Linked DNA regions of Mus musculus: all the other regions are linked to region 2. The links are chromatin loops, found by intact Hi-C in ENCODE. Cell type or tissue: heart. All regions are shown on one strand.

The links. Hi-C counts contacts between places; a loop is a spot of excess contacts. Peaks named below come from ENCODE experiments on the same cell type or tissue, not always from the same donor. Only the 100,000 strongest peaks of a DNase experiment are listed, where the experiment ranks them.
Region 1: it touches region 2 in a loop (2.1-fold over the local background); 10 of 42 quality-filtered maps call a loop at or near these places.
Region 3: a loop joins it to region 2, with 2.2 times the contacts of the local background. A loop is called at or near these places in 3 of 42 quality-filtered maps.
Region 4: a loop joins it to region 2, with 2.2 times the contacts of the local background. A loop is called at or near these places in 11 of 42 quality-filtered maps.
Region 5: a loop joins it to region 2, with 2.5 times the contacts of the local background. A loop is called at or near these places in 11 of 42 quality-filtered maps.
Region 6: it touches region 2 in a loop (2.3-fold over the local background); 8 of 42 quality-filtered maps call a loop at or near these places.

The regions. Positions count from the first base shown.
Region 1 is chr11:121,135,875-121,140,874 of GRCm38, reverse strand. No RefSeq gene overlaps it. Among named protein-coding and RNA genes, the nearest start is that of Tex19.1, 7.8 kb to the left of the region's middle. In heart, a CTCF peak has its summit at 1,963 (motif pointing right); no DNase peak of the experiment used is centred here; H3K27me3 peaks cover 872 bases.
Region 2 is chr11:121,061,742-121,066,741 of GRCm38, reverse strand. Sectm1b (secreted and transmembrane 1B) reads left to right here and starts at 3,173. Exons shown (of 5, transcript NM_026907.3): 1 at 3,173-3,225; 2 at 3,439-3,546. In heart, a CTCF peak has its summit at 2,285; no DNase peak of the experiment used is centred here; H3K27me3 peaks cover 1,996 bases.
Region 3 is chr11:121,187,352-121,192,351 of GRCm38, reverse strand. The region is part of intron 7 of Ogfod3 (2-oxoglutarate and iron-dependent oxygenase domain containing 3); the gene reads left to right. Among named protein-coding and RNA genes, the nearest start is that of Ogfod3, 15 kb to the left of the region's middle. In heart, no CTCF peak of the experiment used is centred here; a DNase peak (open chromatin) is centred at 2,481.
Region 4 is chr11:121,120,451-121,125,450 of GRCm38, reverse strand. No RefSeq gene overlaps it. Among named protein-coding and RNA genes, the nearest start is that of Tex19.2, 4.3 kb to the right of the region's middle. In heart, no CTCF peak of the experiment used is centred here; no DNase peak of the experiment used is centred here; H3K27ac peaks cover 2,349 bases.
Region 5 is chr11:121,200,116-121,205,115 of GRCm38, reverse strand. It overlaps Ogfod3 (2-oxoglutarate and iron-dependent oxygenase domain containing 3), which reads left to right and starts at 468. Exons shown (of 9, transcript NM_025402.2): 1 at 468-627; 2 at 2,008-2,225; 3 at 4,130-4,205. The coding sequence starts at 554. It also overlaps a transcript of Hexdc not described here. In heart, a CTCF peak has its summit at 3,088; a DNase peak (open chromatin) is centred at 725; H3K4me3 peaks cover 1,387 bases; H3K27ac peaks cover 1,382 bases.
Region 6 is chr11:121,112,912-121,117,911 of GRCm38, reverse strand. It overlaps Tex19.2 (testis expressed gene 19.2), which reads left to right. Exons shown (of 3, transcript NM_027622.3): 2 at 12-85; 3 at 216-1,697. The coding sequence starts at 292. The coding sequence ends at 1,245. Among named protein-coding and RNA genes, the nearest start is that of Tex19.2, 3.3 kb to the left of the region's middle. In heart, a CTCF peak has its summit at 2,285 (motif pointing right); no DNase peak of the experiment used is centred here; H3K27ac peaks cover 35 bases; H3K27me3 peaks cover 1,963 bases.

The sequences.
Region 1 (5,000 bases), 74 kb before region 2:
AAAATGATTTATTTATTTTTAAAAAAGATTTATTTTATGTATGTGAGTACACCATCACTTTACTCAGACACACCAGAAGAGGGCATCAGATCCCATTGCTGTGGTTGTGAGCCACCACGTGGTTACTAGAATTGAACTTAGGACCTCTGGAAGAGCAGTCAGTGCTCTTAACCACTGAGCCATCTCTCCAGCCCCTCCCTGCTCTTTAGAACTGCAGTTGTGAGAAGAATTTAATGTGATGCCCACTAGGACTAGAGCTGAGCCTAGAAAGCCAACAAGGAAATGTGTTCAGTGAACTCAGGCATTTTCCCAGCAGCCTCTGACTAGCTGACCCTGGATAGCTGGAGGCCTTTACAGGAACCTGCCTTTTTGGGCCTCCTCCTAGTCTGGGAAGCTGAGCAGTTGCCTTTCTAAGGCTTTAACCCTTTGCTTCTCAGTATGCCCTAGCTCACAGTCAGACCCAGGCACACTGCGTTCATGTCCAGCAACTCAGGCCAGCGTCTAGGCTTTCTGAGCTAGCAGAGATTTGCCTGCAGCAGGCTGGGAAACTTAGGTGCTTGTGGCTATTCTGTCTCTCACGGAGGATCCTATACAAGTCATTTTCCTGCTAGGGATTCTGAGTGCTAGCTCACTGGGGTTTGCAGTTGACAGCCACTGAGCCAGATGTAGAAACTGTACATAGTTAGTCCTGGTGCAGCAACCCAGATACCTGGTACCTGGTTGGCTTGTGTCTGTCGCAGAGAGATTGTGTTTCTCTTCTTTGGTCCCTAGGTGTCTCATCTTACACTTTTTAGTGTACTGAGATATTTACATGAGAGATATTTTCTGTACCCTCAGCTGGGCTTCAAACCATCTCTACTGTTTCTTCTTCCATTTAAAGTGATTCAAGTTTTCACAGGGGCAGGATGCAAGCTGTCAGGGAGAGTTTCCCTTACCCCAGTTGGAAAAGAAATTTTAGCAAGACTGCTTTTTAAAATCAAACAGTCAGCAAATTGGGAGGTAGATACAGGAGGATCAAATTTTCAGGGTTCTGTGTGCATACATATACATAAAACAACAAACAAATAAATAAAATTTTAAAAAGTTTTTAGCTAGTCTAAGCACTTAGCAAGTTTGAAAACAGCTCAGACTATATGAGATCCTGTCTCGAAACACATAGACAAGCAAATAAACAAAACAGTACTTAGAAGTATTTTTTTTTTAATTACTGGGTAGTATAGTATAAAAGACCAGCTGTTAAAATCATGAGAGCTGATAGGTAAGGCAGTAAATGTCTGACCTCTCACACCAACCAAGATCCACAGAGGCAGTACACAGGGGTAGGTGAGGCCAGTGCTCACCCACACCAGGAGCATGGTTGGATTAACTACCTCTGACTCTGGCTGCCATGTCCTAGTCCAAGAGGAACCTGTGTGGAAAGGTGAGTTATTCAGTAAAGCACATACTCATGAATTTAGAAGAAAAAGTAGATTTGGCCCCTGCCCCGCCAAAAAAACCTAATTAGGTCCAAGTGGACCAAACAATAAACAAGCAAAAATGCAGCTGGCAGAATGCCGCAGACAGTAGGAGACAGAACCAGAACCATTTCAGTCAAGGTGGAGGGGGAGGCAGAGCTCCTCTTGTGAACCTTCAAGCCATATCAGTAAACAAGAAGGTTCTTTTGGGTGTGGCCCTGTTAACGTCTGCATGGAAAATCCTCCTGCATGCACCTCTGTGGGAAGCGGAGGCATCAAGCAGATGTGGCCGCGACAGCTGGAGAAGTGTGCACTTGAGAAGAGGTGGGACAAGCAGAGGCACTTGGCCCTTGCCAAGCTTAAGCACTTGATACTCAGTTCCTGGAAATGCCATCAGATCTTGGAGGGATTCTTAGGCAGGGAGGGTGTGGAACGGACGACAGTGACAGTTGGGAGCTGAAAGAGCAGCAGCGCTTCGTTGAACAGTGAGCTGATGCCCAGTACCTCCAGGGGGAGCCTCTGGCTTTGCCACCTGACTGAACAATCTCTTTGCCCATGATGATCCAATCTCTTGTGTCTGAGGCTGAGCAAGGTCTCAGTTCTCAAGCCCAAGTCCAGCAGGGTTATGAAAATAACCCAGACTCAGCCTTGCTCTTTGCTGGATCCTCTAAGCTATCCCTATAGTTTCATGGCTGATAAGCCAGCAGCTTGTTGAGCTGAGCCTGCTGGTGCTGGTGGTAAGAAGGTGGGGGGCTCTCTCACTATCTAGGACTCCTCATTACCCACAGAAAATGTGTCTGCTCGCCCGGCAGTTCATAACGGGGGTCCCTCAGCCCGTGGGGCAGAACCGCTTTGGTTCCGAGTGAGTCCCAGAGTTCAGAGGGGCTGAGAGAGAGAGGGCTTTCTCCGGGAGGTTTAGTCTCGCTCTTCAAGCCAAAGGCCTCCCCCTACCAGGATTCTTGATAAAGAGACAACTTTGCTTGTCGAAATTGCTTTATCTGATGGTGAATGTAAATGCATACATCGTACTCAGGGTGAACTAGGGTTTAAGTACCTTTTGCGAGAAGGAATGCCCAGGAGGGGAATATGATTGGCTGAACACTCAGAGCCTATCTAGATACCTCCTTAACATGGAGAACTCCGGGTTCTTTTTTCTTTGTTTGTTTGCTTTTTGGTTTTTCGAGGGTTTCTCTGTATAGCCCTGGCTGTCCTGGAACTCACTTTTAGACCAGGCTGGCCTCGAACTCAGAAACCTGCCTGCCTCTGCCTTCTGAGTGCTGGGATTAAAGGCTTGCCCCACCACGCCCGGCTGAGAACTCCGGGTTTCATGCTAAATGACTTTCCTCAGGTAGAGTTAAGTGTGGGTGGCATAGAATCTCCCGGACAAGGTCAGAGAAGCCTGCTAACAATGGAGTCTCCCATTTTATGCTCAGAGGCCATCCGGTCGTGGTGGACTTGGACCTTAATTAGCAGTTTTCCTTCGAGACTACCCTTCCACACAGATCATGGACAGTAAAGCTGAGGGGAAAGGTCATTCTAGGCAGGAGAGCCGCAGTGTGGGGAGGAAGTAGGTATTGATTCTCTATGCTAGCCAGTATTGCATCAGGGTCCTGGTCCACCTGGTCAGAGAATAAAAGGAAATGCAAATGTAGATGAGAAGCTAATATTCACAGAAAAAACTAGTTGTGCATAGAAAATCCAGGAGGGGGGTCATACTCAGTCATTGAGGAAGGCTTACAGCATACTGAGCGCAACAATGATCATTGCATTTCTAAGTACCAACAATAAATAGGAAGCTGTGCTCTAAAGCATGATAGTGGGAAGGCAATGCATGCTTGTCAACCCAGAAAGCCAGTGGTCGGATGCCAGGTTTGACTACATAGTGATACCTTTCTTTACTCTACATAAGTAATTTTAAAAGCCAAGCCTCGTGGCCAAAGCCTGTAATCCAGGCCACTCAGGAGGCTGAGAGTCCAATTAAATTTTCAAGGCCAGGCTTGAGAGATGGCTCAGTGGTTAAGAGTGGTTGCTCCTCTTCCAGAGGACCCAAGTTTGACTCCCAGCACACACATTAGGTGCTTCACAACTTCCTGCAACTCCCGTTCCAGGACATCTCGCCCCCCTTCCTCTGACCTCTGCAAACACCTGCATAAAAGTGGCATATACTTACTTATTTTGTCTCAAAATAAAAAGTAAAAAAAGAGCGGAGGATATTACTCAGCACCAGGGCACTTGCCTAGCGGGAACAAAGCCCTAGATTCGATCTTCAGAACAAAAGGACACAATTATATCAGAAAATAGCAAGTCTTGAGGAATAAATAGAAAAAAACGATGTATAAGACCTTTGTGGGAGCCGATTTGAGAACTATTAAGACAACAGACAACAGAAGGGTGCTAAGCCGATAGAAGGGTGTTCTTCCACCTTCTTTGTGAAGACTAGCTGTTGGAAAGACACGCTCATTGCCTACTTGATCTGTGGGCTCACTGCAGCATTCATTGCTCAAAGTCCTGGCAGGTCTTTTGGTAGAATTTGACAAGGCTGTTTATGAAAGAGATCAGCTTTGGTGAGCTGGCTGCAGGGGGACTGGTGTGACTGCTGGGTGTTGCATTTATAAATTACAACTGTGCATTTTAGTCCACTTTTATTGTTTTTGGATTAAAAATAATCAAAGGAATGTGGATGTAAATGACCCCCCCCCCCTTTCAGGTATTAACAACAACACCAGAGACTTGCTGGGCTTTGATAAGTTGGACCAGGGACGTTCATGGCTGCAGTGGAAGCAGTAAGGACAAGCCTGAGCCCCCAGAGAGAGTGGCAGGCACGGGAAACTCATTCTCTGCTTCCTGGGGCCATAGAACCCTTCTAACAGCAGCTTACACGCCCTCTAGAGTGCTCTGTGTTCTTGCTCTCTCACTCTCTAGCTCTCTCTCAAATCAAACTGTAATGCCAATATATAACTCTGATCAAAAAAAGGATAAGACATGATCTAGAGGAGCTGGAGAAATGGCTAAGAGGTTAAGAGCACAGAGGTCCTGAGTACAATTCCCAGCAACCACAAGGCGGCTCAGAACCATCCGTAACAAGATCTGACTCACTCTTCTGGAGTGTCTGAGGACAGCTCACATTGTATTTACATATAATAAATAAATAAATAAATCTAAAAGAGAGGGAGGGAGAGAGAGACAGAGACAGAGACAGAGACACAGAGAGAGAGACAGTAACTATATTAAGAGATTCTGGAAAATCTAATGATACCATAAGAATGGCATACAGCTCTGATTTTTTAACTGAATTTTAAGGGCTCTGAGTCACCTCATTTATTTCCTCTGCCTTATAACCTGCCTTTCTTGACTTATTTGCATCAGTATAGAATGTAGAGGCTCGAGAAATTGGTGTCCCTTTTATTATATGAGGGAGAATCCAATTAGTTCCTTTTATAAACTGAAGTTGCTTGCTTTGGAGGTATTTGTTGTTAATTTCTCCCCCAAAATTACCAAAAGCCCTTTGCCAATGTTCATTTTATGCCCACAATGAGGCAATTTCTG
Region 2 (5,000 bases):
AAGAAGGGGTTGCTTTGTCTGAGTTTGAGGACAGGCTCTATCAGTGGGGAAGGCCTGGTGGCAAAACCTTGAAGCAACTGGAAACGTCGTGTTCTCTCAGGAGACAGAAAAACCCAGGGCCGGTGCTCAGCTCAGCTCGCTGTCTCTTTTCCTTTTTTGGTTTTTCAAGACAAGGTTTCTCTGTGTATCCCTGGTGTCCTGGAACTCACTGTGTAGAACAGGCTGGCCTTGAACTCACAGAGTTTCACCTGCCTCTGCCTCCCAAGTGCTGGGATGCAAGGTGTAGGCCACCACACTTGTCTTGCTGTTCAATTTGGAATTCTAATCCCAGCCCATAGGGTGCTGCTACCCACATCCTCCTCAGTTAAATGTTTGTGGAAATACTGGCATAGACATATGGAGAGGTGATTCACGGTCATTCTAAAGGTAATCAAATCGAATGATGACAGCCACGGGTCTTGTTGTAGCCCATTAGCTCCCGGTCTCCTTGCACACTTAGGCTCAGGGCCCTATGTGTCCTGGTCTCTGAAGCTTGTCATGTGTTTCCTCAACCAGTCACAGGTGCTGATGCAGGAAGCTCCATTAAAAGTAATTTCTGAACCTCTACTGAAAAGGGGAAGCTTCCAAGACCACGAAGTCCCTCTGTCCCCTGAAGCTACAGGAATCCCAGAAGGAAACTGAGTCAGAGGTCTCCACTCTTCCCACCCCTATGGCTCCTGTCTTTCCAGGTTCTGTCTGTTGGGGATTAGTGAATGCCAGTCCCACGGTGCTCCCTATCCTGGTCCTCTCTGTCAAGGTCAAAGACAGAAGTCGCTCAGGACATAGAATTCTTGTAGGAACCTTCAAAGGACACCTGGACAGATGCTGCCTGCCCTCACACAGGTTTGTCCTCATAGAGTAGGAAGCTAGTCCCAAGAAACATGTCTGCACCTACACTGTACTGCGTTCTGTGTCATGGGACCTCAAACTCACCACCAGCACAGTGAACAGTTCTGCCACTCGGGCAGGAACGTGCTCTGGGCCATGCGTCCCTGTATGATGGCGTACATGAGTTGTCCCAGTGTGCCCATGAGATCACCCCCACACAGAGACGAACAGCGACTCTGTCATTAGCATGAGAAGACAGTAAGTAGATTCTAGGACAGTGCATGCTCCTCCTGCTGTTCTGGGGGTCAGGGCCAGCAGGGTCATTGACCCTGGGTCTGGACACAGCTTGTCACTTGTGTCCTAGGAGAAGGACCACTCTGTGGTGCCTTCTGGCTGTCCATTGGTCCAGATGACCTGCCTCTGCTGTGCTTCCAGGGCAGTCACAGCCTGGAGTCTCTTCTTTAGGGTCAAAGCCAGGCTTTCTCATTCAGGCTGGTGTTTTACCTCACGGGATATTTTACAGATGTGAGGACATCAGACCCCAAAGTAAAATGATCCTCAAGACCAAGCTCCTGACAGCAGAGACCTAAGCTGCAATCTGACCCCTACCTCTGCCCTATGCACATCTTTCCTCCTGCTCCACCCTCAAGGCTTCACTAACACTCTACTCACCTCATTTCCCCTCCCCCATCGCTGTTGGCTCGTCAATCCAAATAGGCTAGTTGGCTACCAGGATATGGAGACATCTGAAAACTCAGCTTCCCAAGAAGAGAACACATATATGGCCCGAGGACATGAGCCATCTATCTCTACAGATGACGCTGTGTGACCACAGAATCATTCATGAAACCCCAAAAGCATGAAAGACAAAGGGATGGATTGAAGAGATGTCTCTGTAGGTAAAGCAATGGCTTTGCAAAAATGAGGGCCCAAGTTTGATCCCCAGAACCAGTGTAAAAAAAAAAAATTAAAAGCTGAGTATGATGTGCACAGTTATAATTCCAGCACTGAGGAGGTACCGCTCTCTCAGACTCACTGGCATACCTGGTGAAAGCCAGGCCAACAAAAGACCCTGCTTCAAAACTGTGAATAGTGCCTAAGGTAGGACACACACACACAAAGGGGAGGGGAGAAGATGGGAGGGAGGGGAAGAAGGAGGGAGGGGGAGAGAGGGGGAAGAGAGAGAGAGGGGGGAGAGAGGGAGAGAAAGAGAGAGAGAGAAATTAAAAATAGGATTAAGCCACAGAGGACAGAGGACAACAGGAAATAGATACCCAGCACTCCTAAATTCTCAGCAGATCCTGCTGAGGAAATTGAGAGTGACCTTGGAGCATAAATCTCTGAAAACTCTGTGGGTGAGACAGGAGATGTCACAACTTCTGATCAGAGAATGTGCAGAAGGTGACTCCTAGTGGAGCTAGGACACAAGCAGCTGTGTCTGCCAGTGAGACCACAGCAGGACTGTATACACACTGAGACCGTGTACACACCGGGGTGGGATTTTTGCACACAGACTCTCCAGAAGGCTAAGCTGCATCATCACCTGTAGACACTGACCTCAGAGTTGGAACTGTCACTGGGAAAGACTTGTAATGTTGTTGTCCCTGCCTTGTGGTTTCAAAACAAATCACCTAGTTTCACTTTCACGGTGAGTTTTCACTGAGACAACAAAGGTGTTTTAATGTTTGGGGTGAGACACGGAACCTTTAGCTGCCCTTCAAGATTCCTTACCACAGGACATCCTTGCCCCACCATCCCAAGGACCCCTACCTCCGGTCTGGTAGCCTAAGCCTTGCCGGAGGGATACTACAATCATGGGATCATGGTTATCTGATCCTCTCTCTAACGTTGGCACTAGGGATATCTGGGAACCCTGTGAATGTGGAGCCCATGCACTGTGTCCAGTGTGGGCACTAGGCTCCTGCCTTTCCCTGTGTGGTTGCCCAGAGTCTTCTTGCCTGTGATGTCCCATGCAGGGAGACAAGTCCCCCTAAATGAGCAGTCCCTGAGCCCTGAATCAAACACTGACCGCAGCCATGACTAGCCTAGGAAAAGCCTAGACTTTCTTCCCGTGCTCCTAAGGCAAGTAGCTAAAAGCCGCTTTCAATTAAAATGTTTTAATGAAGGAGTCACTCAGAAACTCATCACTGTTGTGTGGACTCAGGGTAGTTCCTGCAAATGACACTCTTTCCCGAAGTTTGTTTTCTTCCTGGATTAATGCAGTCCCTTGGGTATGAGAACGGGTGGTACTTGGACCGCCTCCTCCCTGACACGCCCTCAGGTCAGGATGAGCTCAGCAAGGGCTACACCAGAGTTCATTGCCAGAGAAGCAGGTAAGAAGCTGGAGCACACATGCAGGTGAGAACTGGAGGGGAGGTGGCACCCAGAGTGTTGGGGCTCTAAAGCATGTGGGGTGAGACCCTCAGGCAGGGTGTCCCTGGCTGCAGCCTCTCTGGGACCCTCTGTTTATTGGATGCCTGTGTCTCAGTGATTTGTCCAGAGTAAAGGTGAGGCTGAGGAGTGTCCAGGCACCCTGGACATCAGGAGCAGAGTGGATCTGTGTCTCTCCAGGTGCCTCCCACCAAGCTCCAGGAGGAGCAGGTGCAGCAGCTGGGTTCTTCGGTGTGAACTGAATGGGAAGAAGAGAACAGAGCATTCTTTCTTGTCATCTGATCATGAGTACGTAAGCCAGGGGGAGGGATTTGGTGCACACAGGTGAGCTGCAGTTGACACGGGTGAATTTCTGAGGCTGGTCACTCAGAGAATCAAGACTCTATGTTATGCTCAGTCAGTGACCTGTGTGGGTCCTGTTGTTTGGGTCTCATCTTAACATAAGTAGAAGCCAACGTCTGGCTGTGGGGTTGAAGGTTCTTCTTGTGACTTTCTTCTGCAAAATCCTTGAGGCTCCATGCATGCAACTCCCAGCTGAGCTGAAGGCCATTGTGTTGCATGGGATGGGGTCAGATCTGCTTCTATCTCCTTTGGGGCTCAGCACTCATAACTGGTGGACATAGGTCATGGCATCATTTCCATCAGGAGATCCAGCAAAGGCATTGGGAAGGGAGTGTCAGAAAGGTGACATACCATGTTGGCTGTGCCAGCTGAGTCCTGAAACAGAGATCTCCCCTAAGGAATCAAATAAAAATACAGGGAAGGGACTTAACCCACACAGTCCTTGGGCAAGAATGGCAACAAAGTCTGTCAACCCATCTTTAAGGTACTAACATGAGCTTTGGGCTTAAATAGAGGAGTGGGAAGGGTCTACATCGTTAAGAAGTCCTGGTCACAGCGTAGTCTGGTTGATCACTATCTCAGTTCTGATAGGGTGCTGCCAATAAGTCCTGGTTGAGGGATAATGGGGTTCCGAAAAGGTGGCTCCTCCTGCTGGGGTGACTGTGTTAAGGGATCTGTGAGAATGTTATTCTGACACCCTGGATCACTGCAAACTAAGAACAATGACTAGAGACTTTTCATGCATTTCGGGGGGATCTGGAACATGACACTACGAAAGCCAACAGATGCTTCAGAGACTCCCGTTCTTTGTCTCCTCAGCCATGAGGAGTTCATGGGCGTTAGACAAAGGCTCCTTGAGTAACTGCCATACTTATATGCAGAGCTGATCATGAGCTGGAGCCAAAAGAACACAGATGCAAGCAAGGTGGACACAGATTCAGCCTACTTCTGGTCATTCTGTTGACTTAAGTAAAGAGGTCCTGTTATAGCTGGGAAAAACCCAGAAGTTCCCAGGGCCTGAGAGACAAGGTGGCTGGGATCTGGGTCCACAGACAAAATAGAGGCCTGAAAGAGAAATAATGCCATCTTCTCCCTCTTGAGGATCTCACCCTCACAAGGGTGGCACATAACCCAAGTCCGCTGGAAGAAGGCTGAGAACTCTCGTGTTAGGACATGATATGGAGCAGCTAGGACTCTGGAGAAAAGCCAGAGCCACACTAGCTGTGGAGAATCAAACTTCAAGTTTGTCTCCTTCAGCTCCGTAGATCCGAAGGATCAAACCCAGCAGTTAGACTTGGCAGCAGGGCTTTCAGCAGCTTGGCAGACAGCCCTATCTTCTTTGTTATTTTCTGCTGTCTGTTCCTCCAGAGTGCTAGGATTAAAGCCAGGTGCAACTACAC
Region 3 (5,000 bases), 130 kb before region 2:
CACCTACTCCAACAGGGCCATACCTTCTAGTAGCACCACTCACTGGGTCAAGCATATGCAAACCATCACACCTTCTCTACCTGTGACACCCTCCCTTGAGAGTTCCAGCTTTCCCACCCACAGTGTCTTGCTTTGCTCCTCCAGGTCCTGAACTAACCATAACCAGTCTAAGAAAAACATGTACAATCTTTTTTTCTCCTTTTTTTGGGACAAGGTCTCACTGTGTAGCCTTGGCTGACCTAGAACTAACTCACTATGAAGACCAGGTTAGTCTCAAACTCAGAGAGATCCACCTGTCTCTGCCTCTCAAATGCTGGGATTAAAGGTGTGTGTCACCAAGCCCTGGTGTATCACTCTGTTCTTTCAGAGGGAACTAAGGCTCAGAGAAGTCAAGTCAGTTGCTTAGTGTCACGCAGTAAGAATGCTCTGCGGAAGCACTGCTTTTGCACGCACGTACCCACAAATAAAAATAAAACAAATCTTTAAAAAATATTTCTCTACAATACAGGGAGAATTCGTCTTTCATGAAGCTTTTTAAATAATATCTTTTAGTGTGTATATGTATGTGCATGCACATTCCATGGTGCCTGTGTGGAAGCAGGAGGACAACCTGCTGGAGTCTGGTTTTGCCTTCCACCATGTGGGTCCCAGGACTTGAATTCAGGTCTTTAGACTTGTTAGCAAACACCTTTACCTGCTGAGCCATTCCCAAGCCCCTGTAGTCATGCCTCGGCAACAGCCTTTCTCTCTGTATGATGGTGTTGTTGTGGTTTTGTTTTGTTTTATTTCTAAGACAGGATCTCTATGTAGCCCTGGCTATCCATCCTAAAACTGACTATGTAGATCAGGCTAGCCTTGAACTCACAAAGATCTGTCTGCCTCTGCCTTCCAAGTGCTTGTATGACAGACATGCATCACCATGCTTGGCCAATGTTCCTTTTTCTTTTTCTTTTTTCTCTTTCGGTGTCTGGGATGGAACCCAGTCTCTAACGCACACTAGGAACACACCACTCCACTGAGCTACGTCCCAGCCTCTCAGTGATGCCTCTCTATGTACAAGTGTTTGGTTTTTGTTTTCAGTTTTTTAAAGTGTATATGAGTGTTTTGCTTATATGTGTGAATATGTACCACATGTGTGTCTGGTGCCAGTGAAGGTCAGAAGAAGATATCAGATTCCTTGGAAGTGTGGTTACAGATGGTTCTTAGCTGCCATGTGGGTTCTGGGAACCGTATTTGGGTCCTCTGGAAGAGTAGTCAGTACTCTTAACTGCTGAGTCACCTCTCCATCCTCTATGTGCAGGTCTTTATTTGTTTATGTTTTGTTTTGTATTTTTGAAACAGGGTTTCTCTGTGTAGCCATGGCTTTCCTGGAACTTGCTCTATAGACCAGGCTAGCTTCAAACTCAGAGATCCTACTGACTTGGACTCCAGAGTTCTGGGACTAAAGGTGTGTGCCACCACCACCTGGCCAGTTTTTTAAAGTGTTATTCTTAATTGTGTGTGTGTGTTTGTGTGTGTGTGTGTGTGTGTGTGTGTGTGTGTGTGTGTGTGTAGGTATAAACACATGAAAGATTGAAGGTGCCCTTGGAGCCTGGAAGAGGACTTCCCATCTCCTGGGGCTATATTACCTGTAGTTGCAAGCTGCCCAATGTGGATACTGCTGGAAACCAAACTCAGGTTTTCTACAAGAGCAGCAAGCATCCTAACCACTGAGCCATCTCTCAAACCCCTCTATGTGAAGCTTTAAATGCTTTCTGAAAGTTTCCAAGTTATTTTCCTGGTGCTTGTTTACTGCTCAGTGGTGGAGTGTGAGCTTGGTTACTGTGTTTGGAGAGTTTGGGGCTATCATTTCTTTATATCCGTGTTCGCTTCTTTTCCTGGGACTCAGTGACAGAATATAGAGCTTTAGGTATGTTCCCAAGGCTCCACTTGCTAGTTCTTTGTCCCTCAGGTCTACTCAATTCCTCTAAGCCTTCTCCTGTCCTGGATCCAATCCAGTGTGGTTTTCAGATTGAAGAATTCTGTCTGTCTGTTTGTTTTGAGATTGGGTCTTTGTGTAGTCCAGGCTAGCCTTAAAGTTTCTGAACAGCTGAGACTGACACTGAATTGCTCTTCCAGCCTCCAAGGGCACCTGCAGTCTCCCATGGTCGGTACCCACACACACTCATATATACAATGGTGCTAGCATCAGAAGCTAGTACCAGCATGCCTGTCTTCCTTCAGTTTCTGTCGAGCTGTGAAGTTTCTGTCTCTGCCTGGCAAACGGTGATTACTCCCAGGATCCCTGTGGTCCATGACTAAATTCTACCTGTCTATCAGAGAACCGAAACAGCATATGAGACTTGTCTTTGCTGATTAGATGTTTGCTTTGGCCAGCCTGATCTACATAGTCAGTTCCAGGACAGCCAGAGCTACATAGTGAAACCCTGTCTCGGAAAAATAAATTGCTTCAGTGAAACAGAACTAGGTGGAAATTTGGGTGACTGCCACAGTGTCCTGCAGGGCTCCGTGCCATATGACTTCTAGCCAGTGTGCTTCATTTTATGTTTGGTTGGTTGCATAGTAATGTACCCTACAAGGTTCAGAAGTAAGAAGACAGAAACCCCCTTTCCCAGAAATCCCTCACTTGTCCAAATCAACACAACAGCCAGATTTTAGGGTCTTTTCTCCAACTACTTCCCCCCCCCTCTGGTTTTTCAAGACAAGGTTTCTCTATGTAGCCCTGGCTGTCCTAGAACCTGTTTTGTAGAACAGACTAACCTTGAACTCAGAGATCCACCTACCAGGTGCTGGGATCAAAGGTGTGCACCACCACCTCCTGGGATCTCCAACTACTTTTTTTTTTTAATGCTTATTTGTTTGTTTGTTTGTTTTATGTGAGAACACTGTCACTGTCTTTAGACACACCAGAGGGCATCAGATCCCATTACAGATGGTTGTGAGCCACCATGTGGTTGCTGGGATTTGAACTCAGGTCCTCTGGAAGAGCAATCAGTGCTGTAAACCACTGAGCCATCTCTCCAGTCCCTCCAACTACTTTTATGCAAAAACAAAGGCATAAAATACTATGTTTTGTTATTTGTAGAAAATCACATTTTTTGAAGTTGTTTCTTTTCCTGTTAAACAACTGATCTTATTAAGCAAAATTTGATCTTGAAGTAAGTGGTTTCGTCCATAGAACCCTGCCATTAGTAGGTCTACATCTGTAGTGCTCTTTTTAAAAAAAACTAATTTAATTTACTATTACTGGAATGTGTGTGCCGTGGTGAATGTGCAGCGTTCAGAAGATAACTCTGTAGAGTTGGGTCTTTCCTTCTGTCTCTGTACAAGTTTCAGGGACTGAACTCAAACTTTACTGTTGCATCATCTTATCCTTTTCATTGTTTCTAAAGGAAACTAGAGAGTTGGATACTGAATATCCTTTACATGATGTTTTTAAAATATTTAGTATCATTACTGTGACTGCATGTGTGTGTGTGTGCATGTGTGTGTGCACGCACACGTTTGTGTGTATATATGGTATGGGCATATGTGTGGCGGTCAGAAGACAACTCTGTAAAACTGATTCTCATCTTCCACCTTTCCATGGGCTCAGGGAATTGAGCTCAAACACTAGGCTTGCACATAAGCACCTCTACCCACTGGGGCATCTTACTGGCCCTAGAGCATCTTCTACCTAGTAGGCCTTCCAGCACCCTTCTCACTGGCCGCAGTCACCTTAGGTTAATACACAGCTTTTAATATGTTCTAGTTAACAGTAGAGGCTATTCTACTTATGACTGTGCCATGTTTCACTCACACACCAGACCTTTGTGTCCACTCTCCTTGGAGCACATGGGCATATGATATGATCTTCTATGTAGGGACTGGTCTCTTGGGTATAGATGTATGTACCGACGAACAAGGGATTGCTCTGAAATCTAGATTAGAAATTCTACTGGCCTAAGAAAGTTTTAAAAAACATGCTCCTAGTGGCATATGCCTTTAGTCCCAGCACTCAAGAGGCAGAGGCAGATGAACGTCTATGAGTTCGAGGCCACCCTGGTTTACAAAGTGAATTCCAGGATAGCCAGAGCTATGCAGAAAAACCCTGTCTCAAAAAACCAAAAACCAACATAACCCAAACCAAAATAGAATCACAAAACAAAACAAAATAAAACAAAACAAAAACCCAACCAACCACACCCACTATTCTCCTATAAACCACCCTCCCCCACCCCCTCCTTTCTTCCCTTCCTTTCTGTTTCTCAGACACTTACTCTTTAGTCTGGGCTATACTGTGTAGCCCAGCCTGTCCTTGAACTTATAATGATCCTTCTCCTATGTGCTGGGATTATAAATTTTAATATTACTAATTTTTTTCTTTTTACATTCCAGCTGTCCACACATTTGTAACTAGGAGAAATGAATGTTGTGGTGTCTGATGATAGCAGAGATCTGTCACTTTCCCATGTGAAAGTCAATTGCCCAGAGACCATTTTAAAAGTCACCTGGGGTTTCCCCACTAATCTGGGGTGTCAATCACACAATTTACCAGTTACACATAAATTCATATGTGAGTTTCTAAGTTCTCTCTTCTGTTCTAATATGTTTACTTTATGACACGTGGATGGGTGTTTTGCCTACATATATGTCCATGCAGCACATGTGTGCCCACAAGGGCCAGAAGATGGTGCACTGGAGCTTAAAATAGCTGTGAGCCACCATATAGATGCTGGGAATTGAACCCAGGTTCTCCAGAAGATCAGGTAGTGTTCTTAACTACTGAGCCATCCACCTCCTGGTTTTTTTTCTGTTTCTGATTACATTGTATTTATTTGGGGCATGTGTGTGTGTGTGTGTGTGTGTGTGTGTGTGTGTGTGTGTGTGTCTCATGGTGTATGTGTGGTGGTCAGACAACAGCTTGAAGGAATCAGGTCTCACTTTGTATCATGTGGGTTCCAGTATCAGGCTTGCTAGCAAGTGCCTTCACCCACCAAACCATCTTGTCAGCTCCCATC
Region 4 (5,000 bases), 59 kb before region 2:
ACGCCCGGCTTTATTTTATTTTTTATTTTTAATATTTATTTGTTTATCTTATTTATGTGAGTACACTGTAGCTGTCTTCAGACACACCAGAAGGCGGCATCAGATCTCATTACAGATGGTGGTGAGCCACCATGTGGTTGCTGGGAATTGAATTTAGGATCTCTGGAAGATCGGTCAGTTCTCTTAACTGCTGAGCCATTTCTCCAGCCCGTAATTGCAGATTTTAAAAGACAATCTATATAGCATATTTTTCCCTGAAAAAAATTTCTACTCCAGATAAATTATAGACAAATAAATGATAACAGCCAATAGGCAAATAGATGGTGATAGCCGTAAGCTCTGCCATTATGTGTGTGGCAGCAGTTGGTTATAATGACAGGTGACAGAGCCAAAGTAATGCCTTCAACTTTCCATTTCTAAATCACCATCAAAGGAAATCACACATGAGGTCATTCTGTCCTAACAGTAGTCCAGAGAGGCACACATAGTGTCTGGACTCATGTTTTCACCAATAAAAGCCAGGGCGTTACTGAAACCGAGGTGAGCTCACCTCATTCTGCAGCCCCTGCATCACAGCAGCAACCTCTTCCTGAGCTCTGGCCTTGTCTGATTTCACACAGTCCTTCTTGGTGGGGGTGCGGGGGTGTCTCTGTGAAGTTTGTTTCCCAGGATGTCCTGACAATGACCACCGGATGATGCTGTGTGCCCTGCTTTCACCCTTGGCCTTCAGCACAGGCATCTCCATCAAATATAAACTTGTTACCCTCTCTCCTCTTGATGAAGACCACCCTTAGGCACAGCCTGTCTGGATGATGGATGGATTCCTATGGCCACTGGAGGGAGATAGTGATGAGTCTCAGGATATGCTCTGGAGAGCTGGAGCAGAGCTGGGGTGGGAGGACCAGGCAGAAAAGCTCCCAAGGAGGGTTTAGGTACTGCAAGAATCCAGGGACAATAGTTACAAGGACATTTGCTGTTGAATGTGAGACTGATGTCTCCTTTCTGCTGTGTCTGTTCAGCCTGCATCAGCCACTGACCACAGGCCAGGGACTTTCTCTCTGGGAGCATCCTCAGGTGGAGCAAAGCAGCCTTCTCAAGTGTGGCTGGATAGAAGTTTGGAGAAGAGGGCTGAATTACCCGATTAGTATAGCCAGTCTTTGTGAAAGACATTTATTGGTTGTGGTGGTCTGAATATGCATGGCCCATGGGAAGTGGCACTTTTAGGAGGTGTGGCCTTGTTAGAGGAAGTATGTCACTGTGTAGGTGGGCTTTGAGGTCTCCTAGTACTCAAGCTCTACCTAGTGCTGAAGAGACCCTCTTCCTGGCTGCCTGTGGAAGATGGCCTCCTTCTGGCTGAATTCTGATCAAGATGTAGAACTCTCAGCTCTGCCAGCTCCATGACTGAGATCAGTGAACTCATCTGAAAGCTGCCTCCCAGTAAACCTACCTTTTTACTTCTGATTCGGCTTCAATTGATTCCTTCCCTCAAGCCCTGGAAAGCCCTCAACCACCGCAGTTCCTCCGACAAATACCACCTTGTCAGTGACCCCACCTATAATGGGGTGGGCCCTCCTACAACATTTGCTTATTAAGAAAATGGTCTATGGGCTTGCCTACAGCCTAATTTTTTGGAGACATTTTCACCATTCAGGTTTCCTCCTCTTAGATAACTATATCTTGCATAGCTGGCACAAAACTAGCCAGCACATGGTGTTCCAAGCACAGGCCCTCATCCTTGTTCAAAAAGCACTCTTACCCACTGAGCCGTCTCTCTAGACCAAGAGAAGACGTTTTCCTGGGTCTTGTGCTGGAACACCAGGCACAGCACAGATGTCTTTTTTGGCTGACGGAAAAAGTGAATAGACAACCTGGTTTTACAGCCAGAAGAAGTGTGGTGGGGGTTGTTAAATAAGGGACTGTGGTTTAGCCAATCCCAGGCCTTATCTGGGGCCACAAGAAGAAATGTCTCCTTTTCTGATTGAAAATGGCTACATAATCACGGAGAGGTTACTGTCTTAGTCAGGGTTTCTATTCCTGCACAAACATCATGACCAAGAAGCAAGTTGGGGAGGAAAGGGTTTATTTGGCTTACACTTCCACATTGCTGTTCATCACCAAAGGAAGTCAGGACTGGAACTCAAGCAGGTCAGGAAGCAGGAGCTGATGCAGAGGCCATGGAGGGATGTTTCTTACTGGCTTGCCTCCCCTGGCTTGCTCAGCCTGCTCTCTTATAGAACTAAGACTACCAGCCCAGAGATGGTCCCACCCACAAGGGGCCTTTCCCCCTTGATCACTAATTGAGAAAATGCCTTACAGTTGGATCTCATGGAGGCATTTCCTCAACTGAAGCTCCTTTTTCTGTGATAACTCCAGCTGTGTCAAGTTGATACAAAACTAGCCAGCACAGTTACCAAGACTTGTCTAGATGTAATGTAGCTTTCTTTGACTGGTATAGGCTGTTTGGGGTAGCCAAGGCTGGAGTATGTCTTTAGTTGTCAGTGTAGTGGTCTTCTGAAGCCACTGGTCTGTTTCTTAGCAGTTAGGCTTGCAGGAAGACAGTTAAGCCCCGCCAGCAGTACTGCAGTTTCAGTATTTGGGAGGCTGAGACAGGAGGATCACTTCAAGTCTGAGGACTGCCTGGGAAAAATAGTAAGGCCTCTTCAAACAGAAAAAAAATAAAATAAACAAGATATAGCCTGGCTGATAGGTCCTTCCTCCAGCCTGACAGGCAAAAGAAAGGCCGCATCAAATGCCTCCCCTGTTCTCCCAGAAAGCACTTAAAATGAAGAATGTTTATGAAGAATTAAGAAAAGCTCTTCAGAGAAGAAGTCTAAAAGCAGCTAACAACACTTAAGTATTTACTAATATTTGGTAGTGTTTAATCTTGCTCCAGAGGGAAAGTGGGTCCCTCTGCTCTGTCTCACAGCTCCCTGACCTTGGAATTCCATCTTAAAGAGATATGAGAAAATCCACTGCTGTCATTTAATCAGCCCAGCTGTGCTATTTGCTAACACCATCCAAGCAGACTAAGACAAGAAGCAAGCCAACAAAAATATTTAGGAATGAGTAGACTACACAGCAACTAACAAAAGACCAAAAAGGTTAGGTGTGTGGTGACACAGGCCTATAATCCTGACATTGTGGAAGCTGAAGGGAGGATGATCAGACGTCAAGGACATTCATATCTCTCTACTGTTTTAGCCCAGTCTGCATTAGATAAGACTCTGTGTGGTTACTGTCTATTGTCATTTTGTCGGAATTTAGAGTCTTTATCTGAAAGTTAGGCTGCTGTGAGGGATTTTATTGCTGCATTGATAGGTATGGGAAGATCCACCATAACTGTGGGTGGAATCACTCCCTTTCAGGGTACCTCCTGCAATACACACACACACACACACACACACACACACACACACACATATAGTCAGAAAGCAAGTGATGACTCTGTAGACTAAAATGGTTGCTCAGTCTGACAACTTGAGTTCAATTCTGGGATTCTATGTGGTGGGAGGAGAGAACTGACTCCCAGAGATTGTCCTCTAATCTCCACATGAACCCCAAAGAATATGCACATCTCTTACACGCCCAGGTAGATTTCGGAAGGAGCGTTAAGAAGACAGAGGCAGAAAAAAAAAAGCCAGCCTGACTCCAGCTGGTGAGACTGTTTATTTCAGACGGTGAGGGGCTGACACTCTGCAGCAGGAAAGGGGTGCCTGTGAAAGGGGAAGGGGATACTTGGACTTTTTATAGGAGTTTTGGAGAACGAGAAGTTAAATATAAATTCTGGGACTCCATGCAAGCCTGAAGTTTCTCCTCCTAATGTCTACGCCACCGAGAAAGGCTGATAGTGGTTTGAGCAGCCAGTTATTACTTCCTAAGAATTTTATTTTTTACAACAAGGACACTCTATCATACATAATGAATTAAATTTAATAATAAACAAACCTAAACTGATGTGGAGAAAGCAAGCTGAGACCAGCATGGTTTAATAGCTGTTTTCTGACTGCAGATGTTATATTTAACCAAATACTTCAGGCTCTAGCTGCCTTGACCTCTCCACCCCGATGGACTGTCATTTAAATTGTGAGCTAAAATAAGCCATTCTTTCCTTATGTCACTTCTGTCAGGGTAGAACATAGCAACAGAAAATGAAACTAAGATATCCTGTACTAAAAATAAACATCAAAGGGCTGGAGAGATGGCTTCAGGGTCAAGAGCACTGGCTGCTCTTCCAGAGGTCCTGAGTTCAACTCCCACCAACCACACGATCACAACCATCTCGAATGGGATCAGATGCCCTCTTCTGGTGTGTCTGAAGACAGCTACAGTGTAAACAAACAAACACACAAACATCAGAGCCAAGCTGTGGTAGCACTCACCTTTAATCTCAGCACTTGGGAGGCAGAGGCAGGAGGATCTCTGAGGTGGAAGCTAGCCTGGTCTACAGAGTGAGTTCCAAGACAGCCAGGGCTACACAGAGAAACCATGTCTCCCCCCCCCCCCCCACACACACACAAGTAACAATAAAAATAAAATAAACATCAGTGTGGAGGCAGAGGCAGGAGGATCACTGTGAGTTCGAGGCCAGCCTGGCTTTACATAGAGAATTCCAGGCTAGCCAAGGATACATAGAGAGAATGTGTCTTGGAAAGGATTTTGTTTTGTGTAATGTTTCCAGAACTACACTGATCCTTCTACAAGGCCCATTAACTCCCTGGAGTTTAGAATGTCAGCAGTTAGCACCTGAGACATACAGCTGGGATTTCCCCACTTTGGACCATGGAATACTGGGTATATATGTTTTAGGGCCATAGACACTCTTATATAGCCTCCGAATAAACTTATCTCCTGTCTCTTTTTTTCTCCCCCTCCAGCTCACTCCGGCCCCGCTTGCTCCAGCCTATTTATTTTATTATATATAAGTATACTGTTTCTGTCTTCAGACGCCCCAGAAGAGAGCATCAGATCTCATTTCAGATGGTTGTGAGCCACCATGGGAT
Region 5 (5,000 bases), 140 kb before region 2:
ATTATTAAAAAGAATTACAGAGTTGTGCATCCAGTTGCATGATTTCACCTGCTCGTCCTGTGCAAGGACTCAAAAGTCCTAGCCTTAGGAACCACACCCCCCCTACGCTCGCCCTCAATCCCCAACCCTGCCCGACCTGCCACTCTCAGGCAGTTCAAAGTCCCTGACAGGCTTCTCAATGCAGCTCTCGGGGCCGGGGAAAGGAGAGGGCGGCGGCCGTAGGAGACAGGTCATCCGGGCCCAGCACAATCGGTGGCTGTGGGCTTGACTCACCCGCGTCGCCGCCGCAGCCCAGCTACAGGAGAAGACAGAATTCCGCAGGTGCCTCAGGGTTGCAGTGCCAAGGGCCGAGAAGGCTCCGCCTCCCCCCACCCCACCCCACCCCCGCCACCGCTCGGCCTCCGATTGCTCTCGTCTGGCCGTGAGCCGGACGAAGACCGAGCGCGTCGCTCCCGCGTCCCGACCCCGTTCCCGCCTCGCTTTCGCTGTCGCAGCTATTGCCCCGAGTTTGGTGGCTCTCGTGTCGTAGCTGGCTCTGCGACGGCTGGGCCCGATGGCGCCTCAGCGGAGGGGACCACCCAGAATTCCCGAGGGAAGTAGTGCTGCAGAGCGCCGGCGCGCGACCAGGTAGCGGGATCCTTAGGGACCGGGAGGCCGCGCGCCACAGCGGGCGGAGCCTGACTGGTGTGTGTGGGCGTGGCCACTCCGAGGGCGGGGTCGGAGGGAGGCAGAGCGTGGTCTTGATTGCTGTGTCCTTGGCAGAGTGAGGCGTGGCCATCCCAGGGGTGGGACCTAACAGGGGTGGGACGTGCTCATGACAAGGCGGGGTCTGACTCGTGTCTGGGTTGGTCCCTGGCTAGAGGTGACAGGTGGGACCAGCCCTACTGAGACTTGAGCAGGCTTAATTTAGAGAGAGGGCGTGGTAGTGTGGGCGTGATTGATGTGTTGGGGCGTGACTTGGTTAGTGTATCCTGCGGCATCCTTTCTATAGTGAAAATGTCCACGTGGCTGCCCACCTCCAAGCTCTGCACAGAGGCCCTGCCCACAGGAAACCTCTTCTTGGAGTCGAGCTGCATTCAGTCACGTGAACAGGTTTCTCTCGCTAGGGACCCTTTTTGAGCCTTTAGGACTCCCCACCCACTACATGGTCTGTCTCCTCACATCTCTGCTGGTTACCTCATCCCAGCCTTTCACACCTCACCTATCCAAAACTGGCCTTGTGAGCCTCTGTCAAACCCACACCTGAAATGGTAACTAAGAAACGGAGTCCTTAGGGACAGGGACCTAACTCTGACAATTCTGCATGTATTTTGAGACCTTTCCTGGACAGCAGAGCTCAGCCACTCTAGTTATACACACAGAAGTGTAGAGACACAGACACAGCTTCATCAGGGACCGGACCACACAGACCTGGGTCGTAGAGGAAACTTACACATATCATTTCTGACATTCTTCTGTGCTCTTTCTGGCTCCAGGTTTATGATTTGAGTTAAGTAGATATGCTTCATGTACGCTGGTTTACGTACACATGTGTTCGTGTAGAAACACAGGCTTGGGATGGGGCAGTCATATATGGATGCATGAGTGATCAGAGACTCACATGCCCTGACAATCCTCCAAATAGGTGCTCTGTGGGCTGGACAGAAATTACCTATGGTCAGCCCACAATTTTTTTGCCCATTGAAGCACATATTCAGCCCTGTCTGGTCAGAGAAGACAGGTCCATATACTGCCTGGGAAGCTCTTCTGAGGGGTGGTGATGGTGGGCATCCTGATAAGCTTGAGTTGTGGATGGAAGTAGATGCCCTACTTCCCACCAGCTGCCTCATAATTAGCTTACAAGTACTTCCCATATCTCAGGATTGATGGGATGCATCCATCTTGATCAGAGATCAGTGTAGACACAGCCCAAGCCTGGTGGCATCCAGTGTGAACATCTTGTGAGTTTGATTGGCATGCTTAGTATGATGGCTGCATCCAGTGGCTGGTTATCGTCTCTTTCTTTAGTACCAAGAAGGACCGGCTGCCTCGGGAGGCACAGAGGACATGGCTAAGGATTGTGGCCTTTGGGGTCGGCCTTGCTCTGGTCACATGTCTGCTCTGGAGTAGTGTGGGGATCGATGATGATGTTGCTGAGGTTGTGGCCCGTCGTGGTGAGGTCCTAGAAGGCAGGTTCATTGAGGTTCCCTGCTCTGAGGACTACGATGGTCACCGAAGGTTTGAAGGTATGTGCCACCGGCTTCTCAGTAAATTAGAGTGGCTGGTAGGGGCTGGAGACATGGCTCAGCATTCAAGAACATTTGTTGAATTTCCAGAAGACCAGATATCAGTTCCTAACACCCTTGACTGGCAGCTCACAGCTGCCTGTAACTTCACCTTCAGGAGATCCAACTTCTCCTGCAGGCACCTGCGGTTATGTGCATATAGTTATACCCAGACACACAGGACGTGACAGAAATGAAACTCAGCATTGACTTTTGCTACAGTTAAAACAATATATGTGGGCAGAGACAAGCCTTCCCTTCCCAGATAGGCAAGCTCACGCTTGGTTGGAAAATAAAGATGTTTCAGAGTTGGCTTCCAGTGCCACTCAGATGCAGGCAGCACCTTATCAGGCTTCTGTGCCCAGAGGCTGCCTGCAGAGAGGTAACAGAATTAGGGAGCCAAGAAAGGGTCAGCCAGATGGCTTAGCTGTTAAAACACGTAACACAAACTGGATGACCTGAGTTCAGTATCCTGAACCTACACAGTAGGAGAGAACCAACTGCTGTCTGTAGTTCTCCGACCTCTACACGCTAGTTATAAGCCAGAGTTCTGAGGTTGGGCCCAGGGGAATAGAGGGAAGCTGCAATGTCAGGGTCTCAGGGCCAGGTGAGGACAGCCTAGAGAGCACACACCTTTGGACTGGATTGGTGGGGTGGGGTGTTGGCCTCCTTGGGCTGCTGTTTTCCTGAACATTCGATATCACACAGATGCATTCTGTTCCTCAAATGTAGAATCTGGGCCTAGCTCTATAAGGGTGGTTTATTTTTTTACATTCAAAGTAATGTTTTGGATGTGAATGGAGAAAAGGTTCCATGTTCTTCCACAAAGGGGCGCTGTTGTGATGCACAAGAAGTCAGCCCTTCAGCCACATGTGAACCTGCAGAGGAAGAACTTTGTGGACCAGGTGGCCAAGGACAAAGGGCACATCCTCTTCTCCTTCTGCAGTCGATAAAATAAACATGTTTCTGTTGTGTTGGATGCTCTGTCCTGGGAGTCTACTTGGAATATTCTAATTTACAACACACACACACACACACACACACACACACACACAAATTGTAAATGGCAGTTTACCAGCCAGCATATCTTGTAGTAAGGTCCCCAGAGTTTACAGTCCCGTCTCATGTAAGAGCACACAGCTCACTCAGGGCAAGGGGAGCTGCCAGAATACAGGGACCGGTTGTTTGCCGAGCTTGCTGCAGATGCTCGACTCCAACCTGGCATCTCTCCAACAACCCTAAACATCATCACACTCAACTCTCCCGTCAGAGCTGCTTCCAACTTCTGCCCTCTGGGTGTCTGTCTGCATGACTCCACGGTGAAGGAGATGCAGAAATGAGTATGGCAGGCAGGTACTACGGTCCTGGAGACGGATGGTGACCAGAATGACAGGCTCAGCTTGGGCTGTGTCAGAACTTTCTAAAGGGACTCTAGCAAGCAAGCAGGCTAAGGACATTGCCAGTTAGTATGTTAGCCCAGGCCTATAACTCAGGAGGCTAAGGCAGGAAGTTCCTAAATTTGAGGCAGCCTGAACTACGTAGAGAAACCATGTTTCTAACGAACAAGTCAGAGCAAGACCAAAATGTCAATGTAAGGTCTGGGGACTTCCTTGTTTCCCCGGGCCTTGGGGGCAGTGACAGGATCAGCCTATGTGGGAAGCCCAGGACACCTGGCAGGAAGGAGATGTGAGCTGAGGTTCTGCATAGGGCGAAATCGCAGTGAAAAGTTACTTTTTATCTGAAGTTGGCTTTTAACTAGGTGTTTTAACCAAACTGGCCCTCCCTGGTCATGGTAGAAGACTTTGTCAGCTTGGCCATGATCCTCGGGCAGAAGTCAGCATTTCTCCTTGGCTGTCACCCTCCAGGCTGTACCCCCAGGAAGTGTGGCAGAGGTGTCACTGACATCGTCATCACCAGGGAGGAGGCGGAGCAGATTCGCAGGTACCCATGCACCTCTGCACTTTGTCTAGGGCATCCAGGAGTTGGGTTGAGCAGTGAATGGGGGGGTGAGCCAGGGCAACAACAGAGTCTAGAGAACCCCCACAGTTCTGTGAACCATCCTCAGGGGTTTGGGGGGTCAGAGGGCAGGCGTCCTCCTTCCTGCTTCCTCTGAGGAAATGCTGTGGCCTTAGCAATGTTTCTGATGATGGAGCAGTCTAGAGGCCCAGCCTCCTCCAGGAAGCTTCCCCTGCTGTGGAGACAAGGGCTCCTCCGGCCCTACCTGACAATCAGTATCTCTGTGGCTCATAAATACCAGCTCAGAAGCAGCTGATACTGAAGTTTTCTGTGTGTGGATTTAAAAAAACAAGATCTTAAAAAGGAAAGATTTCTCAGGGTGTGGTGGTGCACGCCTTTAATCCCAGTACTCGTGAGGCAGAGGCAGGCGGATTTCTGAAGCCAGCCTGATCTACAAAGTGATTTCCAGGACAGCCAGGACTATACAGAGAAACCCTGTCTTCAAACAAACAAATAAAAAGGAAAGATTTCATTTTCTGACCAGCCAGCCATTCAGACTCAGTATGTGGCTCCTCATTTGGCCCATGAGCCCCATTCTTCTCTCTCCTCATGCTATTCCTGCTAAAGTGCCCAGCAGGAAGCCTGTCCTCTGCATCCTACCCCCCACCCTGATCCTATACATCTACGATACCTGAGGATTATTAATGCTTTCCTGAGGGGTTAGTGTTCCTTGGTGGTCCTCTCTGGGATGGGATGGCTCTTTGACAGTCTGAACTGTAA
Region 6 (5,000 bases), 51 kb before region 2:
TGCCTTTCAAGCTCTCCAGACATTGGAGCAAGTGTGAAGCTGAAGAAGTTTCTGGAAGCTCAAGCCTGTCTACTTCTCCAGAGAGGTATTCATTTAATTCTCACCCAGTTCTCGTACCACTGCCCCGTATCCTGCAGCCCCAAAGCCCCTAGACCTCCTACTGTGCCCTGTTTTCTCCCGTTTCTCTCATTCTCACCTTTTCCACCTATTTCTAGCCTCTATGGTCCTACTGAGACCATCGAGCAAGTCTTCCTCTGTGTGTCCGCTTAGCTGCAGACAGACTTCTTGACCATGTGTCCCCCAGTCAGCGTTCGCCATGGGGCCAAGGGCATGTCCTGCCTCTATGGGGCGTGGCTGTACCATCTTGTCCATGGGGAACAGATGAAGATCTGCTTTGCTTGCTTCAAGGCAGCTTTCCTCGTCGTTAAGAACATGCTGGAGATGGGAGACTGGGAAGAAGGAGTGTGGGATGCTGAGCCCATGGAACTCTCAGAGGCATCGTCTGAGCCCGAGGAATGGCCCGGGCTTAGTGGGGGAGAGGGCCAAGGTCATCTGCCACATGGCATCTCTGTCTCTGCAGGCTCTGGGGCTCAGGGACCCCAGCCTGTGCCCACTGAGCTGGGGCCTCAGGAAGCTGTACCCCTGGATCTGGGTCCTGAGGATGCTGAGTGGACCCAGGCCCTTCCCTGGAGATTTGATGGGCTTTCACCCTGCTCCCACTGGCTCATCCCTCCTTTGTCCTGGTGGGAGATTTTCAATGTAAGCCCATCTCCTGGGCAACCTGTATTGTTGGAGTTGAGCCCCACCTGGCCCATGGACCCGTTGGAAGCAGAAGCATGGTTGGTAGGCCTGAAGTTCGTTTTCCTTCTGGGTGGCTTTGACGCCATTTGCTACATGCTGTCAATGACTCCCTGTTGGGCCGTGAGAACCCGTGTCCAGCGCTGGCAGGTGTTGCTGGACCCTGGTGACGTGAGAGTGGCCCAGCTGCAGAATGCACCTGAACAGCAAGACCTGCACCGCTGGAAGCTAAGCGTCCTGGAGTCCTCAGAGCTGGGGATGGAGCTGGTGCCTGCTGACTGCAGCCTACAAAAGGGAGGCTTCAAGGTGCATTCGTATTTGCCCTGGCACAATAGCACCCCAGAGTCCTGGAGCAGGGAGCCAGGGGAGAGGCTCCTTGTGGTAGAAGTTGTATCTCTGAGGGAGTTGCCCTGCTTCCGTTCCCCCTCCCCTGATCCACACAATTGAGGGACTGGTGCTTGTACCACCCCCAGGTCCCCCTCCCCCCGGGACTGAAGAGCCAGAGGTTGCCTCTCAGCCACAGGTCCTGAAGGATGTCCATCATATTAAGGGGAGGTTGTGGATCAGCCTGGGGTTGGGGCCTCAGGGAAGCTGGGTTCATCGTCCCTAGTTGACAGTTCAGTGTTCGGAAGGTTAGACTCAGCTTCATGTGCAGGGCAAAGACTTGTGTATCAAGTCTTATGGGGGATGGGTCACTGGTCCTTCCCCAGTTCTGCCCTAGTTGTAGGTGGCGACACTAGAAGTATGACACCAAGTCACGTTGGTTGACCCCGTGTTCTGCACTTGGCTTTTTCTGAGGGGCTGTGAGTCCTGGATTCAGAGTTGACTGCTTTGTGCTACTTGCTCAGTTCGTGCCCTGTGCATGCTTCTGTGTTAATAAAGTTACTGTTTTCATAGAAGTCTTTTGCAGTCTCCTCATTGGGTCCCCATGGGTCGTTGGCCTCCTCTCCTGGGTGAGTAACTAACCCACTGGCTGAAGATCCCACAGAGCTGGCAAGGGGACATTGGGTTCTCATCTGTTTGCTGGGTCACATGGTAAGTTTTTCTCAAGTGTATCAGCCACATCTTCATAACTGGAATGTACAGGACTAAAATAGAGGTAGTTTTTCCATATATTGATGAATAGTGTCTTATCTCATAGATTGACAGGAGATCACACAGGCTTGTAATCCCAGAAGTAGCATTAGAAGCTTGGTCACCTTCATCTACATACTGAGTTTGAAACCAGTCAGGGCTAGTGATAGCCCTCTCAAAAAGACAAAACAAAAAAAGTGGTTTTTTTTTTTGTTTGTTTGTTTTCGTTTTTCCTAATAATGAGAGTCATCCACTGCCTGACCCGTGCTGGGCCAGGGCTTCTGAAGCATATACCTTGTGCTTTCTTTTTTTTTCTCATTTTTTAAAAACCTTATGTTTGTTGGGGTTTTTTTGTTTTTTTCTTTCTTTTTAAATTTATTTTAAAAATTTATTTATTATATATGTAAGTACACTGTAGCTGTTTTCAGACATACCAGTAGAGGGCATCTTCTCTCATTACAGATGGTTGTGAGCCACTGTACTGGCTAGTTTTGTGTCAGCTTGACACAGCTGGAGTTATCACAGAGAAAGGAGCTTCAGTTGAGGAAATGCCTTCATGAGATCCAACTGTAAGGCATTTTCTCAACTAGTGATCAAGGGGGAAAGGCCCCTTGTGAGTGGAACCATCTCTGGCCTGGTAGTCTTGGGTTCTATAAGAAAGCAGGCTGAGCAAGCCAGGGGAAGCAAGCCAGTAAAGAATATCCCTCCATGGCCTCTGCATCAGCTCCTGCTTCCTGACCTGCTTGCATTCCAGTCCTGACTTCCTTGGTGATGAACAGCATTCGGTATGGAAGTGTAAGCTGAATAAACCCTTTCCTCCCCAACTTGCTTCTTGGTCATGATGTTTGTGCAGGAATAAAAACCCTGACTAAGACAGCCACCATGTGGCAATTTGAACTCAAGACCTCTGGAAGAGTAGTCAGTGCTCTTAACCACTGTGCCATCTCTCCATTGTGAAGCCCAAGCTAGTCTAACATTTAGCCATCTTTCTGCCTCAGCTTCTCAATTGCTTGGGTCATATGCACAGGCCACAATGTTAGTTGTCCTGGAGCTGAGTACATGAATCTAATCTAGGGTTCTACAAAAATGGTCCCTGGGCTGTGGGATGGGGTGCATGGTATGGAGCCCTGCAGAAGCTCTGCTTTCCCCACCTACTGAGCTTTATGACCTGTTGGTGGCTTCTGCCCCTCCAAGGGTCCTGGCAGTTACACAAAGGCTCACCTGTGTTATTTGTTCATCTCTTGTCATTCATGAGTGCTGATTAGCACCCCTCAGTGGTCATGGCTTAATCAACCGTGCACCTTGACACATTTATTTCCATTTGTTTTATTTGTGTGTGTGTGTGTGTGTGTGTGTGTGTGTGTGTGTGTGTGTGTCCCAACTGGAGTTAACAGCCGGTTGTGAGCCACCGGCTCTGGGTGCTGAGAACCAAACTCTTGGTCCTCTGAAACTGCAATGCAATGGTTTGAAAGGGATATCCTACATAGTTTTCAGCATTTGAATACTTGGCCCCCAGTTGCTGGCACCAGTTGTGGGCTGCTTAGGAGACATGGCATCGTTGGGGAAAGCATGTCACCAGAGGCAGGCTTTTAGGAAAAGACTTGTACCACTTTGAGGTCTCTGCCTCCTGCTTGCAAATCAAGGTATGAGCTCTGAGTTTGTGTTCTAACCAACATGCTGCTTGCTGCTGTGCCTTTCTGCCATGAAGGAATCTTACTTTCTGGAACCATATGCCCAAATAAATTCTTCTGGAAATTTCTATGCTCATGGTGTTTTAGCACATTAATTTAAAAAACAAAAAACAAACACAAGCAGCAGCTGCCAACAGCTGCAGTGCCATGTGCTTGTTTTATGGAAGATGGAGCTCAGAGCTCCGAGCATGCTAGGGATGCTTGCAAGCATGAGAGATGGAGTTACAGGAAGTTGTGAGCTGCCTGATGTGGGTGCTGGGCCCTGAGCTTGCATCTTCTACAAAAGCAATACACACTCTAAGCTGCTGAGCCATCTCTCCAGCTCCAGGGTTTCACTCTTGTACTCTTGGCTAGCCTTAAATTCCAAGCAATCCTCTTTCTTCAGCTTCCCAAGTGTGAAGTGGGATTTCAGTTGTGTGATCCCACGTTTGGCAAGAAATGGTATAGAAAGAATATCTTATGTGTGTATGGATGTGGCACCTGTCAATAGTAAATCTGATGGCCTATGGCTTCGGCGGGAAATAGAAGGTGGGCCATCCCGAGGCAGAAAGAATTCTGGGATAGAGCCAGGCAGGAGATATGCTCGGGGAAGATGTGAGGAGATGTCCACAGGGTACCTGAGCACAGGTAACCAGCCACATGGCAGAATGTAGGTTAAAATAAACGGGTTATCCTAAGTTACGATTCTAGTCAGAGAAGAGCCTAGCTATATGACCAAGGTATTTGTAAATATATTTTGAGTCTGAGTCTTATTTTTGGGAGCACGGGGCTGGGAGGAAGAACCAGAATCTAACTACAACAAGGTTGTCTTTGAGCGTCTCTGAGCAGCCCCACAGAATGGAATGGACTATCTGGGGGTGGCACTGGAGTTAGGTATAATGCTTACGTCATAAGCTTTGGTTTCTTGCCCAATTAGCCCATAACTTAATCCCCCAGCCTCTTTCCCTCTTTAGTTTTTATATGAATAAATGCTTAGGCCATAAGCTTTGTCTTGTTTTCTGACTAGTTTGTAACTTATATTTTATGTCTTCCATATTGTTGGTCACCTCTTCTGAGTTTTATGCGACTGTCTCTTTCAGCTTTCCAGGCAAGTATCTTGTGCCTGACTCTTTCCCAGAATGCCTCTCTCTATCCCTGCCAGAATTGCCATCTCCCATTTCTCCCCTCAACTTATTGGCCATAAGCTCTTTTATTGACAGGAGATGCTTCCATGCAGTTCACAGGAGATTCTATCTATAGGGGAGGGTGTCCGCAGGCCCACCTTACCTAGCCCCTGATCTGTACAGTGTCTGACAGCCATCCAGAGCTGTGTATCATATATGCACTCCCCAGCACACACTGGTAGTTGCTGTTCTCTACAGCAGTAGTGGTTCTCAACTTTCCTAATGCTGTGACACTTTAATACATGTTGGGTGATGCCCCCAACCATAAAATTAT